Linked DNA regions of Homo sapiens: region 2 is linked to region 1. Evidence: read pairs that join two places in POLR2A ChIA-PET (ENCODE). Cell type or tissue: MCF 10A. All regions are shown on one strand.

What was found. Peaks named below come from ENCODE experiments on the same cell type or tissue, not always from the same donor. Only the 100,000 strongest peaks of a DNase experiment are listed, where the experiment ranks them.
Region 2: POLR2A ChIA-PET joins it to region 1 with 5 read pairs; 2 of 35 experiments call an interaction of 5 or more read pairs at or near these places.

What each region holds. Positions count from the first base shown.
Region 1 is chr3:8,984,213-8,992,212 of GRCh38, forward strand. SRGAP3 (SLIT-ROBO Rho GTPase activating protein 3) reads right to left here. Exons shown (of 22, transcript NM_014850.4): 21 at 6,300-6,627; 22 at 1-1,720. The coding sequence ends at 1,307. Among named protein-coding and RNA genes, the nearest start is that of RAD18, 25 kb to the left of the region's middle. RefSeq lists enhancers at 2,832-3,332, 3,333-3,833. In MCF 10A, a CTCF peak has its summit at 3,906; a DNase peak (open chromatin) is centred at 3,929.
Region 2 is chr3:9,085,150-9,093,149 of GRCh38, forward strand. All of the region lies in intron 3 of SRGAP3 (SLIT-ROBO Rho GTPase activating protein 3), which reads right to left. Among named protein-coding and RNA genes, the nearest start is that of SRGAP3-AS2, 100 kb to the right of the region's middle. In MCF 10A, no CTCF peak of the experiment used is centred here; DNase peaks (open chromatin) are centred at 3,532 and 4,012.

The DNA.
Region 1 (8,000 bases):
CACTTGTATTAACTCAACTGACAGTGTCCTCTAGGACAGAAAGTGCCAAGGACTGCCCCTCCCTGGCCCCAGTCTGAACTGGGCGCTCACGGCTCATGCGTTTCATGCAAGACGGCACCAGCCACAGTGCATCACAGCCTGATTTAAAATGAAAACGATGTGACTCAAAGCCTCCTTGCCTGTTTAGTTCCAAATCTGACACAGTATAATTAGTAGAACCAGGAAAAGAAAAAATTAAATAGTTTGAAAATGATATAAGTTAAACCTCTATAGTTACCACAGATTTATTCCTACAGCATTTCTAGGTTTTGGAGTATTCCACACCACTGTATTTTTATTTTTCCCAACCACATGTAATACTGTGCTACGATGGGGCTTAGGTTCTCACTATCCCCCGTCTCTACACACAAACACAAGGATGTGGTAGTCAGGGGTCTTCTCGCCAACCTTCTCCCATGCCTTTGGGAGTACAGTTGGCCTTTGGCCTCCGGGTGGAAGGGCAGGGTCTCTGGGGTGGACGGGGGTGGGGATTTCCTATGAAGGGTTCCCCACCTCTGGGAGCAGCCTGCTTGGGGGTACTGCCTGCCCCACCCTTCCTTGAGGGGCAGACTGTTCTGGAAGGCCACGACTTCTGGAGACAGTGGGAGTCTGTTTTTGTTTGTGTTTTTCTGCAGGTTAGTGGTATATTGCTTCATTCGCAGTTACTATGGGCCTTTAAGTTCTCCCAGAAAAGTCCCTGCAAATCCCACCAAATAACTCGGTGGGAGATGTTTGGTGGCATGGATCTGAGGTAAATCTAAGTTTCATAAAAAGAAAAAGGAGATACTATATACACTTAGTATGCGTGTGTCCAGATCTAGTATATGTATATAGATGCATAAATATATATATATATACACACACCTACAGACACGTACATACGTATACATGTGTATATATGCACACATCGATATACACACACATATACGTATGTAGAGAGAATGTCGAGAGAGGAAGTTTCCAGTGACGATATGCGGGAGAAGCCATGTGGTATTTTGCCTCCATGTTAGGGAATGCTGTGGTTGGGGCTGCTGGAGCTCCAGCACTCCTCTGGTCGTCTGTTGACACGCGAGAGGTCCGTGGGATTCCCATGGCTGGACGTGAGCTGCAGCCAGCGCCCGGGCCTCAGCTCTGCACAGACACACCCTCCCAGACGGACCTCTGCCCTCCAAGGCCAGGGTCACTGGGAAGCACGTGGAAGCCACCAAGGCCACCCTGGGCCGTGGTGAGCCACAGCGGGCCACGGCGGCGCGGCCCATCCTGCAGGTCACATGGTGCCCGACTTGTCCGCTGAGCTGTTGGGGAACATCTTCTCGGTGGGCGTCACGGCCGGGCTGCCCACGCCCGAGCTGCTGCTGCTGCTGGACCGGTGCTGGACCACCGGCCGCACGGGCCGCATGGGGGGCGGGCGGAGCTGGGCGCCAGCCAGGCGGGCGGACAGGGCTGGCTTGAAGGTGGTCATCATCTCGGTGGAGGAGCTGCTGCTGCGGCGCATGGCGGCATCGGGGTCGCGGATGACGATGGTGTGAAGGGGACTGGCGGGCTCCGAGCTGACGGGGCCTGGCGGGTTCTTCAGGGGCTCCAGGGTGTCCAGCACCACATCTGGCGCCTGCTTGACCGTGTTCTGCCTCTCGAGTTCCCGCAACTCGTGCAGAGCCGTGCTCATGGTCTTCTCGATGTCCTGGGGACAGAGGGAGCTGGGGTCAGCACAGTCTGGAGACCTGGAGTCAGGTCCTTCCTGTCTGCTAAGCAGCTTCCCTTCGTAGGCAGGTTCCCCAGAAGCCTCGCGGCAGGGATGGAGATTAAGTCCTCAGGATGTCTTATAACCACATGGGAGAACCAATGTGGATATCCCCTGCATGCTGCCTTGCACAGGAAATAGATTTCATAAGGGCAGGTCAGACTACTGATAAAGAGGGCAGGCTCTGGAGTCAGACAGACACGGATTCAAATCCTGGCTCTGCCACTTCCTTGCTATGTGACCTTATGCAAGTTCCCTCATCCCTCTGAGCCCCCAGAATCCTCATTTGTAAATGGCAGATAATTATAATATGGACCTCAGGGAGTTGATGAGTGCATTAAATGATACAGTCCCTGTGAAGAGCCTGGCCTGACCCCTGGCACAGAGTAAGCACTCAAAAATACGAATGACAATAGCAATAGCAATAATAGCTAACACTGAGCACCAATCCAAACCCTGCCCCCTAATAATTCATTTAATCCTCACACTTCTAAGGTAGGAACTACCTTTATGCTCATGTCACACAGGAGGAAACTGAAGCTCAGACTGGTTAAGTAACTTGCCCAAGGTCACACAGCTAATTAGCAGCATAGCCCAAGTCTGAACCCAGTCAGTTCAGTATTTTTTTAAAAATCCTTGCTCACAGAAAAATTTCTTGGAGATTATGTATCAGAATGTTCACAGCGCACATCCCAGAATAGAGGGACTGCTACTCTCTTCTCTGTATTATAATCAGAAAATTTTTTTAAAAAGTGGAAATTTTAACAGGCCAGAAAAATCTTCTTCTGCCTACATAATTCCCGAGGATGTTATAATATCTGAGAGCTCATCAGGAGGAGAGCACTCTGATTGAGCACTCTGAAGGACTCAGAGAGAGCGAGCCCCCTGCCACCCAGGGCAGCCCGGGCTCACCATGCCACAGGGCAGCTTCCCTCAGCTCCCGTCCCCTCATGCCCAAGGTGGTGCTGTAGCTGGAAGGCAGCATTTAACCCAAGAGCCCTGGGACAGGCCACAGGGCCCCGGACTTTTGAGTAAAAAGAATCTGTGGCCAGTTGCTGGCCGTGTGACCCTGAGCAAATCTCAATCACTCTGCACCATATTTTGTTCATCTATTACAATCCCAGACATTTACTGTGAATATGGGGTGAGATAATGGATGTGATGAAGCTTTGTAAACTGCCAGGTGGTGGTTTTCAAAATCCTTCTAGCCCAAGAGCCCCATGGGTTCCCATGACTGTTGACTGGGATGCCTCCGCATCCGACAGACATGAGAGGACCTGCTCAGGCTCAGCTGAGCCACAGCCCAGCTGGCTTGGCCATCGAGGGCACCATGAGGGATACTGCCTAAGCCACCACTGGTAGGTGCCGTGCATAACCTCATGGAGGAATGATGACTATTAAGACAGGCTTGCTTTATTGCAAATCCTAAAAAAAATAAATAAAAAGTATGAGTCTGGTGAAACAGATGGTGGGGTTGGAGCCTGGAGATGCTGGGGCCGGCCCCTTTCTGCACCCTGGTCTTTTACATTCTCTCCCTCCCCTGTCTGCAGGTGGCTTCCTGCCTGCCCTAGGCCACATGGCAGGCTTCAATCTGGCTGGGGTCAGGGCCCAGAGCTCTTGCTCCCCGCATTGTCACAGCCTGTCCTTTTTGTTAGGGGACTATGGATGTCTGGCTAATGGCTAATATTAGCTTGTACGCTTCTCCAGGATGTTTCATCCGTTGCCCCAGAACACCGGCAACTTTAAGAAAGGGTGTTTTGTGCCTTATCCAAAAGGAGGCGCTGTGGGGGCAATTTTCTGCAGGAAGGGAGGGAAGGCAGACCTCTCCCCATCTCTGCCATGTGCCAGCCCTGCAGTGACACAGCCGGCTTTCCTGGAGCCGAGCCGCCCTATCATCAACCACTCCGCTTGAAGGAAGCCCCCTATTGACCTCACTACTCTCTATTTGCTCTAGTCCAGCATGAGCTGCATGGTGAAACTTTAACACATAAAATGTAATTACTGCCCCTCTACCACCATCCCCACCCGCCCCACCACTCTACCCCAGCAGAGTAAGCAGAAAGACAGGAAGTTCAGAGAAAGATCAGCTGAGTTGTTTAGGCTGCAGCCTTGCATTAGTCCGAGAGGTGGCGCTGTGAGTCTCCAGAGCTGAGCGGCAGAGAGGCCCTGGGAGACAGAGTGGGGACCGTGATTGCTTTTCATCTCCTCCCCAATTCGATCTTCCCACTTTGGATGGTCATGTTGCAAGTTCCCCAAACAGCCTCTTTAAGTGGGTTCACATCTAAATCCTAAGGGACATTTTGAGACCAAAGAAATTTGGGTCACTCGGCCTACTACCTGGGGTTCTTCAGCTGCCACTCCCCTTTGCAGCCTGCAAAGTCAAGGGCTCATCAGAGCCAATGCTGAGGCTGGAAACTCTCCAGTGGCAGTGGGTTACTTACATATCATTTACTACAATTCCCTATTTGACCTCTGTTAGTGAAAGGGGGTCTTGGATGGCAGCTGTCAAACTAGACAGGGTGCAGATCCATCTGCAAACTGAGAACACATGCAGCAGGCCCCAAGTGCATTCCAGGGGCAGGTCGTGCAAAACGCTCCATGAATAAAGGTCACAGAAGTCTGGGATATGGGGCATGCCCTGTTTTCTTTCTTGGAGATTCACAGTGCACATCTTTTAAAGCAGCAGTCCCCAACCTTTTTGGCACCAGGGACCGTTTACGTGGAAGACAATTTTTCCACAGATGGGGGGTCAGGAGGATGCTTTCGGATGAAACTGCTCCACTTCAGATCAGGCATTAGATTCTCCTCAGGAGAGCACTACCTAGATCCCTCACATGCGCAGTTCACAACAGGGTTCACGGCCTGTGAAGATCTAATGCCCCCGCTGATCTGACAGGAGGCAGAGCTCACGCAATAATGCTGGCTCCCGCTGCTCACCTCCTACTGTGCAGCCTGGTTCCTAACAGGCCACAGATCCATCCATGGCCCGGGGGCTGGGGGTGCCTGCTTTAAAGGTTTTATAAGTCTTACAGAGAAGCCACTCAACTTTGTCAGAGCAGCATTCCCCAAACCTTGCTGACCACAGAACATGTATTCCCTACCCACTCCCTAGCATCCTGTGGGACTAATCTGCTGTGAGAGCTACTTTTAGAAACAGTTTTCTAGACTGCATTTGATTCTTTATAAATGTAAAGGGCCCTGGGGCAGGCCTCAGGCCATCCTCTATCATAACTGGTAGAACTTTCTAGACTGGTAGAGTTTCCAGATGATGGTGGGTGCTAGGGTGATGTTTCCTCAAGTATGGGGGGGACCAGCAGCTGGCATGCCTCCTCGGAAGGCACTGATCTTCAGGGACCCCTGGGAATGGGCATGGGGCCAAACTAGAGCCTGCTGGTGTGAACAGGAGTACTCATTGCTAGGTGAGCTGTTTCTGTGTTGTGTATTCCCTGGGAACCCTGCCTGGCCTCCTCTAGAACACAGCTCATGACTCCCTGCCCTTCTTCCTTCTCCTTTTGAACAGCGATTCAAAGGCTACTCTCCACAGTAAAATTCTCACAGACCAGAAGGTTCTGATTGTCTCTGTTACCTTATGTGGGAGAGAACACTAGGGAGAGGGTACATAATGGGCCCCCACACCAAATTCCAGAGACAAAAAAAATGGAAACTTCTCAAAATATGATAGAACTGTCAAAAAACCCATGAAACCGGCTATGCAAACTGTTAAACAAATCACAGTTCTATTCATTTGGCAAATGTAAAAATCATATAGATTTTTCATCCAAATACAAAACAAACAAACAAAAGCCAACCCTCTAAGCACTTGAGAAGAACCTGGAACATTCTTCTCTTGCAGCTTCGGCTATTTAGCTCTGCCCACCCTTTGGGTCTCAGGTCAAGTCCTCTCCAGAGAAGTCTCTCCCTGCCTAGGTGCAATCCTCACATTTTAGGCTCTCAAAATACTTTGGACCATTCCTTAAAGGCACCCAACCAAACAACTATTTCACAACTGTGTGTGTGTGTTTGTTGATGTCTCTTTCTTCTCTAAACTGTAAGCTCCATGTGGGCAGGGCCTGAGTCCATTTTAGATCTCCATTTTACTGTTGGTGGCTAGCATGGTGACGGCCACATGATAGATGCTCAATCAATATTTGCCAGTGAATGAATTGATGAATGAAGAGAGAAATGAATGAATGAGTGAATGAATGAGTCAAAAACTGAATCGTATCATTTTGTGTAGTGACCTGCCATTACCCCAGCCCCATAATCTGGCCAATGCCCTCTCCAGCCCTGGACACTGGGGGTGTTCAGCCTCTATCGGAACCCTAGCAGTGGCTGCTCCCAACCAGTCTCCACTCCCACGGGAAGCCCAGCAAGGGACGGGGAGGCCACTCACTCTCCTGTTCTCTGGCTTAGCCATGAGCCTGGCATAAAGGCCAAGGTGGCTCCCCGCTCCACGGATTCCCACCCGCTGCCCTCTGGGGCTTTTGGCTGCCCAGCCTGCCTTCCCGCTGGCCCTTACTTCTGCCAGGGCCTCGGCCTCCAGGGACTTGTGGTCCCCTAGGCTGCTGTGCCTGGTGGAACCGCAGGTCGACCTCATCGAGTGCCCTTCGGAGAGCGCCTTCTTGTCAGGGTAGTTGATGCTGCCAGCGCTCCCGAACGTCGCCATCCTCCGCTTCTCAGGGCTCTCGATCCTCCCCCGGGTGAGGGGGATTTTGTGGGGGCTGCTGGGGCAGGCAGCAGCCCGGGGTGGTGTGTCTATGCTGGGGCCCAGGCCCCGGGGCGGGCTGTGTGTGTCGCCCCCGCTTCGGCGTCTGGGGATGGCTGCTCCATCAGATCGTAACCGCACTCTGCAAAGGAGCCAGGGGGCGAGGGGCATGGGGCAGAGGTCAAGCCTGGCAAGTCTCAGAATGGGTGAGTCAACCCCATGCCACACACTACACGCTAGTCTAAGGAGCGGGTACAGTAAAGCCTCATTCAGCCAGACCCTACAATTCCATAATGAAAGAGCTGGCTCAGCACACAGCTCAGCAGCAGGGGGAGGTCTAATCTGTAAACATGAAAGCATTTGGAGCACGGTGCTTCCAGGCCACAGACAGCTGTGCCGCCAACCGCAAAATGCATCTGGTCTACATGCTAAGTCAAGGCCTACAGGATTCCAACCCTGGAAACGCTTTGGTGATGGTTAGTTGGGCTCATGATACCCTCTGAAGCAGTTCAGACTTTTCCATGATTCTGAGGGGCTTCTAATTGGTCTGAAGCTTTGAGGCTTGACTGTACCAAAGTTACCAGCACCCTGCAAGCACAGTTGGGGTCCCCTGGGAACTGAAGACACTCTAACGTTGCCACCCAACCCCCAATCTCCCCAGAAGAGGGCTCCTTCTGCGAGGCTTTTTTGGATCTTGGAAAACTAGTCATTCAAGAGTAAACACTGCATGGCTGGACAGCCCTTTTGTGCATTTGGTACCTTTCCCACTTCAGGGAGGCTCTGGTGTGGTGAAAAGGGGATTAGGTTGTGTTTCAGGAAGGTGAGTTCTTGCCCTGTGTCTGCCGCGTGCTTTCCTGTGTCCTCTCTCAAGCCCACTTTATTAATCTGTGAAGCGGGTTTAAGCAAGATCCTTTGCCCACCCTTTACCTTTGCTTCAAGTGGGTTTGAAAGCACCTTGAAGATAAGAGGTTCTATACACAGGAGATTTGGCTGCATCCTACAGAGGTCACCAAGAGTCTGAAGGGCTAGAAGTGGTGAGGGGAGAGGGAGAGGGACCGTGTGTTGGGAATGGATTATGACTAGGGACCACCAGTGATTCAGATCCTAGTGCCACCAGCCAAGCTAAGCAGTGCTTGTGGGTGCCCCAGCAGGACCAAAGCATAGGTATTGGAAAGGAAGCAGTACTTAGAAAGAAAGAACAAGAACAAAGGAGGTGAGGGCGGGGGACAAGGGAGAGGAAAAGAGAGGCAGAAGATATGGTCCTCCTAGAAGTCAGGGGACCATAACTTCTTTGTCTACCTACGCCAGCCTTCCACTTCCCTGACCTTCTCAATTCCACCACAGTGCCCCGAGCTATCTGCTGAACTGAATGGAATTTGCAGAAAAGAGGCATCAGGATTTTTGCTGAAATAAATTCATAAATTGTGTGTTCCCACTGTGACTGATTTTTTTGGGGTCTATCTGCAAATACCTACATGTGTGGGCTGACCACATGACCCCTCCACTGGAAAAAAC
Region 2 (8,000 bases), 100 kb after region 1:
GAATGCTCAGGCAGACAGCCCTCAGCTGAGAGCACCCTACAGGGATGGCCTCAGAGGACACAATGACACCAAGTATACACCTCCTTCTCAGTGTAGTCCTTGCCCAAAGACTGATCATTGTGGGGCAGAGAGGTCAGCCTCTTCCTGTCTCAACTCAGACAGCTCTGAGGAGTCATTCCATCTTCAGAACTCCCTGCTTCTACACTGTTGGTGGGAGTGTAAATTAGTTCAACCATTGTGGAAGACAGTGTGGCAATTCCTCAAAGATCTAAAGTGAAAAATACCATTTGACCCAGCAATCCCATTACTGGGTATATACCCAAAGGAAATATAAATTGTTCTACTATAAAGACACATGCATGTGTATGTTCATTGCATCACTATTCACAATAGCAAAGACTTGGAATCAACCCAAATACCGATCAATGATAGATTAGAAAAAGAAAATATGGTACATATATACCATGGAATACTATGCAGCCATAAAAAAGAATGAAATCATGTCCTTTACAGATATGAATGAAGCTGGAAGCCATTATACTTAGCAAACTAACACAGTAACAGAAAACCAAATACCACATATTCTTACTTATAAGTGGGAGCTAAATAATGAAAACACATTGATACATACAGGGAAAAACACACACTGGGGCCTATCGGAGGATGGATGGTGGGAGGAGGGAGAGGATCAGGAAATATAACTAATGGATACAAGGCTAAAAACCTAGATGATAAAATAATTGGTATAACAAACTCCCATGACACACGTTTACCTATGTAACAAACCTGTACATCCTGTACATGTACCTCTGAACTGAAAATAAAAATTTTAAAAAAGCTCCCCACCAGGCTGGCTAGGACTTCTAGTAAGGCAGCCTGCATCACAGCTCGACCTTACCCTGCTGCCTCACCTGCCTTCCCAAGTGGCTGATCCAGAGAACACTCCTTCATCGTTCCCCTAGAAGCTAAATTCAGATGTCCCAGGGTCTGCTTCCTGGGGGACCCAATCTGCAATATCTTATTTCCCTATTCCTGCATTTCTGCAATGCAACAGAGTCTGCCACAGAGTACGTGCTCATTAAATATGTTTGCTTGGCCAGGCATGGTGGCTCGCACCTGTAATCCCAGCACTTTGAGAGACTGAGGCAGGCAGATGACCTGAGCCCAGGATTCGAGACCAGCCTGGGCAACATGGTGAAACCCTGTCTCTATCAAACATACAAAAAATTAGCCAAGTGTGGTGGCACACACCTGTAGTCCCAAGGGAGGCTGAGTTGGGAAGATCATTTAAGCCTGGTAGGTAGGGGTTGCAGGGAGCTGAGATTGTGCCACTGCATTCCAGCCTGGGTGACAGAATGAGACTGTTTCAAAAAAAAAAAAAAAAAAAAACCATATATACGTATGTGTGTATATATGTGGGTGTGTATATGTGTGTGTGTATATATATAGGTACACACATATCTACATAAATATACACATATATACACCCACATATACATATATGAAATACATATTATATGTATCTGTATATTATATATGTATACATATATACACACACATCTACACATATACATATAATATGTATTTTATATGTATATATGTATTACATATACATATAATATGTATTTTATATGTATATATGTATTACATATACATATAATATACATATACATATAGGTATAGTACATATGTATACATACTATACACATATGTATATTATGGACAAGGCTAGGAAGTTGCCCAGAGAAGGGAATATAAAATTGAATTTTTTAGTAACTCTTCCCTTAAGAATCTCCCAGTTTGCTGGGGTAGAGTCAAGAACACAATTCTAAGGCAGGAGGCGGAAAGGGCCATACAAGAGTAAATATACATATACGTATATTATGTATGCATATGTAACATACATATACATATAAAATACACATTATATGTATATGTGTATATATGTGTGTATATATATTTATATGTGTGTGTGTATATATATGTGTTTGCTGAATGAATCTATGAACGAATGAAGTGACAGTTCCTCTAAGACTTAGTTTCCTTATCTGTAAAAGTGAGATGATGTCATGGGTCTCATGGAGTCCCTGTGAGCATGAAAAGAGATAACACACATGGCAGCACCTAGCACCATATGAGGCACAGATGAAGTCCCGGGGAAATAGCAGTACAGGCTGAATCAACACCCACGAGATGCCAAGGACAAGGCTAGGAAGTTGCCCAGAGAAGGGAATATAAAATCAAATTTTTTAGTAACTTTTCCCTTAAGAATCTCCCAGTTTGCTGGGGTAGAGTCAAGAACACAATTCTAAGGCAGGAGGCGGAAAGGGCCATACAAGAGTAAAGGATGGTGTGATGTGAGATGAAGTGATGAAGAGGATTAAGGGGATACTTCCAAGGCCTTCTTAGCTTGCATGAATGGCTGGAGACAGCCTTCTAGGCAGGAGGCACGGAGACTGGGGATGGTGAAAAGACTGGTTCATGAAGAGAGAAGCTCGGCCACAGGTGAGCAGGAGATAAGCCTGAGACAGAGGTTGGGTCAGATCACAGAGGCGGATAGAGTACAGGCTTCCTTCAGAGCAGGACTGGGAACTACTGAGGGTTGTTGAGCAGAAGTTTAAGATGACCAGGGCTACGCTTCAGGAAGGTGAAGACACCAGTGAATGGAGGGTGGGATGAATGGGAGGAGCTGGAGATCGGGTTCTTGTATCTCTTCCCCAGGACTGTAAGCCGCCAGAGGGAACCAGCCCAGGCCTCTCTGCTCACCAACTCCCCAGTATCAAGCCCTGGACTGGCCACAGAGTAAATGCTCAGCAAATACTCAATTGCACAAGACTCAAAGGCGTTCTTTCTATTTTTGGCTGGGGTTGATTGGGAAGGGAAATATTCTCAACTATGGTTCCAGAAACTACTGAATGAGGAACTCAAACCAAACTTTTCACCAGGAACAGGAAACCCAAACCCTGTGATCTCCAGCGACACCATACCCAGCCCTTAGGAACCTAAGTGATAATGTATTCGCTCTCACTGCCCACATTTTCCACACTACTTTCATGCCTGCAGGGGTCAGGGTGGCAGGCTGCTTCCTTCATGCACAGGGAGTGTGTGGACAGTGGAAAACGGTGACATGGGGCCAAGGAGGGCTCAGCCATGGCAGCTATGGCTCCTCCAGATTGACGGAGCACAGCCCTGTCTTTCACGCTCAAATAAGCCAGTAAAATGAGGCTGACCAATCTCAAGAGCCAGCCATCATGAATGCAGGGAACCCCAGCCCTGCCTGGTTCCTTTGCCTCTTTGCCTGTAGCTAAAGCCAGTTCAGCTCCCTTAGGGCCAGGCATTCTCTGTCCTGTGTATAGGATGTTTAGGAGCATCACTGGCCTCCACCCGTGAGAGGCCAGTAGCATTCCCTACCCCCAACCCCCAGTGTGACAACCAAAATTACCTCCAGACATTGCCAGGTGTTCCCTGGGGGATAAAACTCCCCCTCTCCTGCCCAATTGAGAAATAGTACCTTGGAACAAGGCTTCCAAGTGGCAGCTTCTCTGGCCTGCAGACATGTTTTGTTTGGCCATTCAGTGCTTTCAGAGCATCTGGATGCTTTCCCAGTGTTGAAAACTCAGGAAATTTCCTGCACAAGTCCTGATTTTCAGCGTCTCTGGTAATTCTAGAAGATCCAGCAATGCCGAGCCCCTGTTTCAAGTACGGTGGCCCCTTCGGTACGGGCTTGTGCTACTGCTGGTCCAGGTGACCACAGTGCCCAGCTTCTCCCTCCACCCAGCCATGTCCTCCGTACAGCCCACAGATGTATTTTAGTTTATGACCAGACACTGGTGAGGTCTCTCAGGAAAGGGGTGGCCTCTTATCCCTCTGTGGTCCATGTTTCACTAGCTTTGATTCCATTTACACGGGTGTTTATTGACTACCCAGTATATACCAGCCTAAACTAGGCACTAACGACACAAAGCTGAATGAGACACGGTCCCTGCTCTCAAGCCTCCCAAAGTGCTGGGATTACAGGTATGAGTCACGGTGCCTGGCCCCATTTGTTGAATACTATCCAAAGTCACTCCCATGTGTTATCTAATTTAAATATTTACAGGAACTGCTATAAGTATTCCCACTTGACAGATAAGTGGGGTGGGCGGGGGGGGGGGGGGGGCTGGAGGCTCAGAATGGCTGAGCAACTTCCCCAAGGTTGCACAGCTAGAAAGTGGCAGAGCCAAGATTCATCTTTTTGATTGGTCTGACTCCAAAGTTGGCACTCATAGCAACTTACTATAATCTGCTTCCTTAGGACCTAGTTCAAGATGCAGACACACAGTGAAAAAAAGTCATCACAATGCTGTAATGGAGATGAGTCCAGACCACAAGGAAAGTACAAAGGAGGCCCTGCCCTCCAGACACCACCTACCTGTCCAATGCACTTTCTTATCACCTGTGCAGAAATCTGCATCTCTGGGCCTTGCCCCAACTTACAAGCAGATCTCATCCTCTTTAGCTACACCTGCTCTGCTAGGAATAAACCAGACATGGTCATGTCTTGCTTCTCCCTTCCTCCTTCTACTAACAGAAGATGAGATGTTGGTGGAACAGGCTCCTGTTTGCCTGGCCACACAAGATCATCAGGCAGGGGCAGGGTCTGACCAGGCTCCAGCTCCTTGCCTTCAGTGATCAGATCAGAGACAAACACGTGTTCCAGGCTAAGCCAATGAAGAATCTTCTTTGGGACGTTTCTCATAACCACACTCTCAGATCATTTCTCCCCGGGGGTTGCTAAAAGGGTCTTCAGGAGTCTTGCACTGCCTGCAGTACCAGGCCCACTACGGCAGACAGCCAGAGCCTTTCCGTCCCTAGATCTAGTGGTGCCTAAACAAGATTCACCTCTGGACTTCATCAGTTTACAGGATCCCATACATTTTCATTTTTGCTTATTTGAAAAAATACTAACGTAATCCATGCTTATGTCAGTCTGTAGATACCGAAATGACCACTGAATGAGACGGCCTTCTGAAAACGCTCCACCAAGCATCAGCTTTCAAAGAGTTCCTGCAAAAGGACTAATTTCCCAACAATTAGAGCACACGCACCCTAAAGACCAGATCCCTGGCTTTAAAGAGTTTCCCACAATGCCGATTACGAAGACCTGCATACAAAAGGAGCTCTGTAAATGCCTGTGGATGAGCTCAGCATTGTGCAGAGCAGTAGGAAACTAGAGAGGAGTAAAGGATGGTCACCCATAACCCTTATTTCTTTGCACAAAAAAAAAAAATCAAGTGAACATTAATTCATGTCAAGATGAAATCAGCTGATGAAGTTCTTGACATACACAGCTCTGAATTAAATCATTTCCTTTGCCATGAAAATCTTGCTCTGTATGATTTGATTTTGTTTTCAATGCAGGGATCATCATGCTTTTTAGGGAAAACTCTCAAAAACCTCACAGTAGGTCCTAAGACTTTATGAGTTACATTTGAAAAGCTCTATTTCTTTTGTTGTTGTTTTTGTGAGATGGTGTCTTGCTTTGTCACCCAGGCTGGAGTGCAGTGGTGCAATCTCAGCTCACTGCAACCTCCATCTCTTGGGTTCAAGGGATTCTCCTGCCTCAGCCTCCCAAGTAGCTGGGATTACTGGCATGCACCACCACACCTAGCTAATTTTTGTATTTTTAGTAGAGACAGGTTTTCACCATGTTGGCCAGGCTGGTCTTGAACTCCTGACCTCAGGTGATCCACCCGCCTCAACCTCCCAAAGAGCTGGGATTACAGGCATGAGCCACCATGCCCAGCCTGAAAAGCTCTGTTTTTAAAGGGCGTGTGTCTATCTCCCTCAAAATAACTCAAAGACGGGTCATTTCCAGAGCTAATGTCATTCTCTATGTCTAAAAAAAAAATACCATCTTAAAATGTTGAGTTTTAAGAACAAGACCTCTCACACACACACACATACACACACACATACGCCCTTTCATTTCTCCCAATGACACCATCCTAAACAATCTTTTAGAAAATTGTAATGCAGGAGTAAGACAGGTGGCCTTTGTTAACTCTCAGTTATCCGTGCTGGGCCTCTCTTCTCCTGTCTCATCAAACCCTGCGTCAGCCAGCCCCCTGTCTCTCTTTTCTCACTCTTTGCTTGAGTAGATGTTCTCATGTTGGGTTACTCTTAGGGACATTTCATGATTTTCCTAATTCTGGGATTCAAAAACAACAACAGGAAACAAATACAACTCAACAACAACAACAACAACAACAAAATCCTTTGTCTCTTTCAGTCCTAAATGCCGACAGATCCTACCCACTTCTTCTCCACACTCTGGCTTGTTTTCTCATCAAATCACAAAACTTGAGACCCACAGATGTTCCCTATTTAAATACATGATGTATGTAAGCACGGGCCATCTCCCAAAGTGATTGTGTTTTTATTTCCAAAACAAAGGCTTAAAAGGCATGTCTCAGAGGATCAGGCTTCTCCAGCCTGTGCTGGAAGGTCCACGTACCCCTGAACACAGCAGCTCCAACAGTTAACGGCTCACTCCCATTCCTAGCCAGGACTTTGGTTGCCAATAACCGGGCTATCGGCTCTCCATCCCGGCGCCAACCTCTGCTTTCAAACATCCTCCTTAGCCGGGTTCCTGCCCACCCTCTATCCTGATCCTTGTTATTCTTCCCCTCTGCCTCCCATTTTCTTCCTTTCCCTGCTCCTGAACTCATCCCTGTTCTCTTTCCCTTCCCACACTAATTTATGCCTCCTGTTGCTGAACTCCAAATGTTGTCATCTACTCATTTTTCAAGAATGCAGATTCGAGTCCTTAGGTCTTCCTACTGTTGCCAGGGCTGGTATATTGGACTGCAAAGAAGCAGGAAGGCCTTGGAACCACCTGGACGTTCTTGGCAGTGGTGAGCCTCACTCATGCACACCCGGGAGCCCAGGCATGCACGGAGGCAGTGAGTCTAGCACCGTGGCCAGCATTTCCTTTCCCTGCAATTACTCCCAGGCTTACTTTGGGACCCTGTTTATGCTGAAAGCTTCACTTTCAGAACTGCTTTACGTAACAGGCCTGAGGAAGTCCAAGGATACCTCGGAATGGTTATGAAAAGTGACCTGACATGGTCAGGCTAGGAGTTTCTGGATCTCTACGGATAATACTAAATATTATTAATAATGGTAATACTTATTAATAATAAGTCTTAGTACAATTACTACTAATACTATGTGCTTATAATACATACCATTGTGGATAATAACAATAATAGTTATTGTTTCTTGATGTCTTAGCACGTGCCAAGCACAATGCTAACTGCTTTATGAGACAATACCTCATGTAAGCCTAAGATCAGCCCTTTATTCGAGGCACTATTGTTGAACCTATTTTGAAGATTAGAACACAGAGGCTCAGGAAGGGTGAGTAATTTGCCCAAGGCCATAGAGCTAGTGAATGTGATATTCTCAACCAAGCTGCCTCCACTGGGAAAGTTAGCTCTCTAAGCACCTTTAAGGTCTTCTTTCCCTAAACATCTAAAAATAATTCTAAAACATGAAAACTCTTCTGCCTTAGTATAGAAAGCATATTGATATTTACAAGGCTCTGCTTTAGATCATCATAAATGTCAGATAACATACAGTGCCCCGTGCCATTTTGCAGAATCTCCTGTCATCTGTTACTCAATCCTGTCCCACCCTGGCTTCCAAGTCGAGGTAGCTGGGGATGGTGTGGAAAGTTGGGCTGAATCTCTGTGGGCCCAGAACATATTCACATACTCAGGAGTAATCTTTCTTGATTGTGTCCCTGATGTCGATGTTTTATATACATATTCTCTCTCTCTCTCTCTCTCTAAGAGTCACTCACAGATCAGGAACTATGGTTGAGGGTAAGATGAGAGCCTGCATGCATGTCATGGGAAGTGACAGGGCTGTCTTCCTGAAAAGCCAGTATCTATGAAAACCTGAAGCTGCTCAGTTTTGAGAGGCTTTCTCCCTCTCTACATTATCTTCAGGATGAC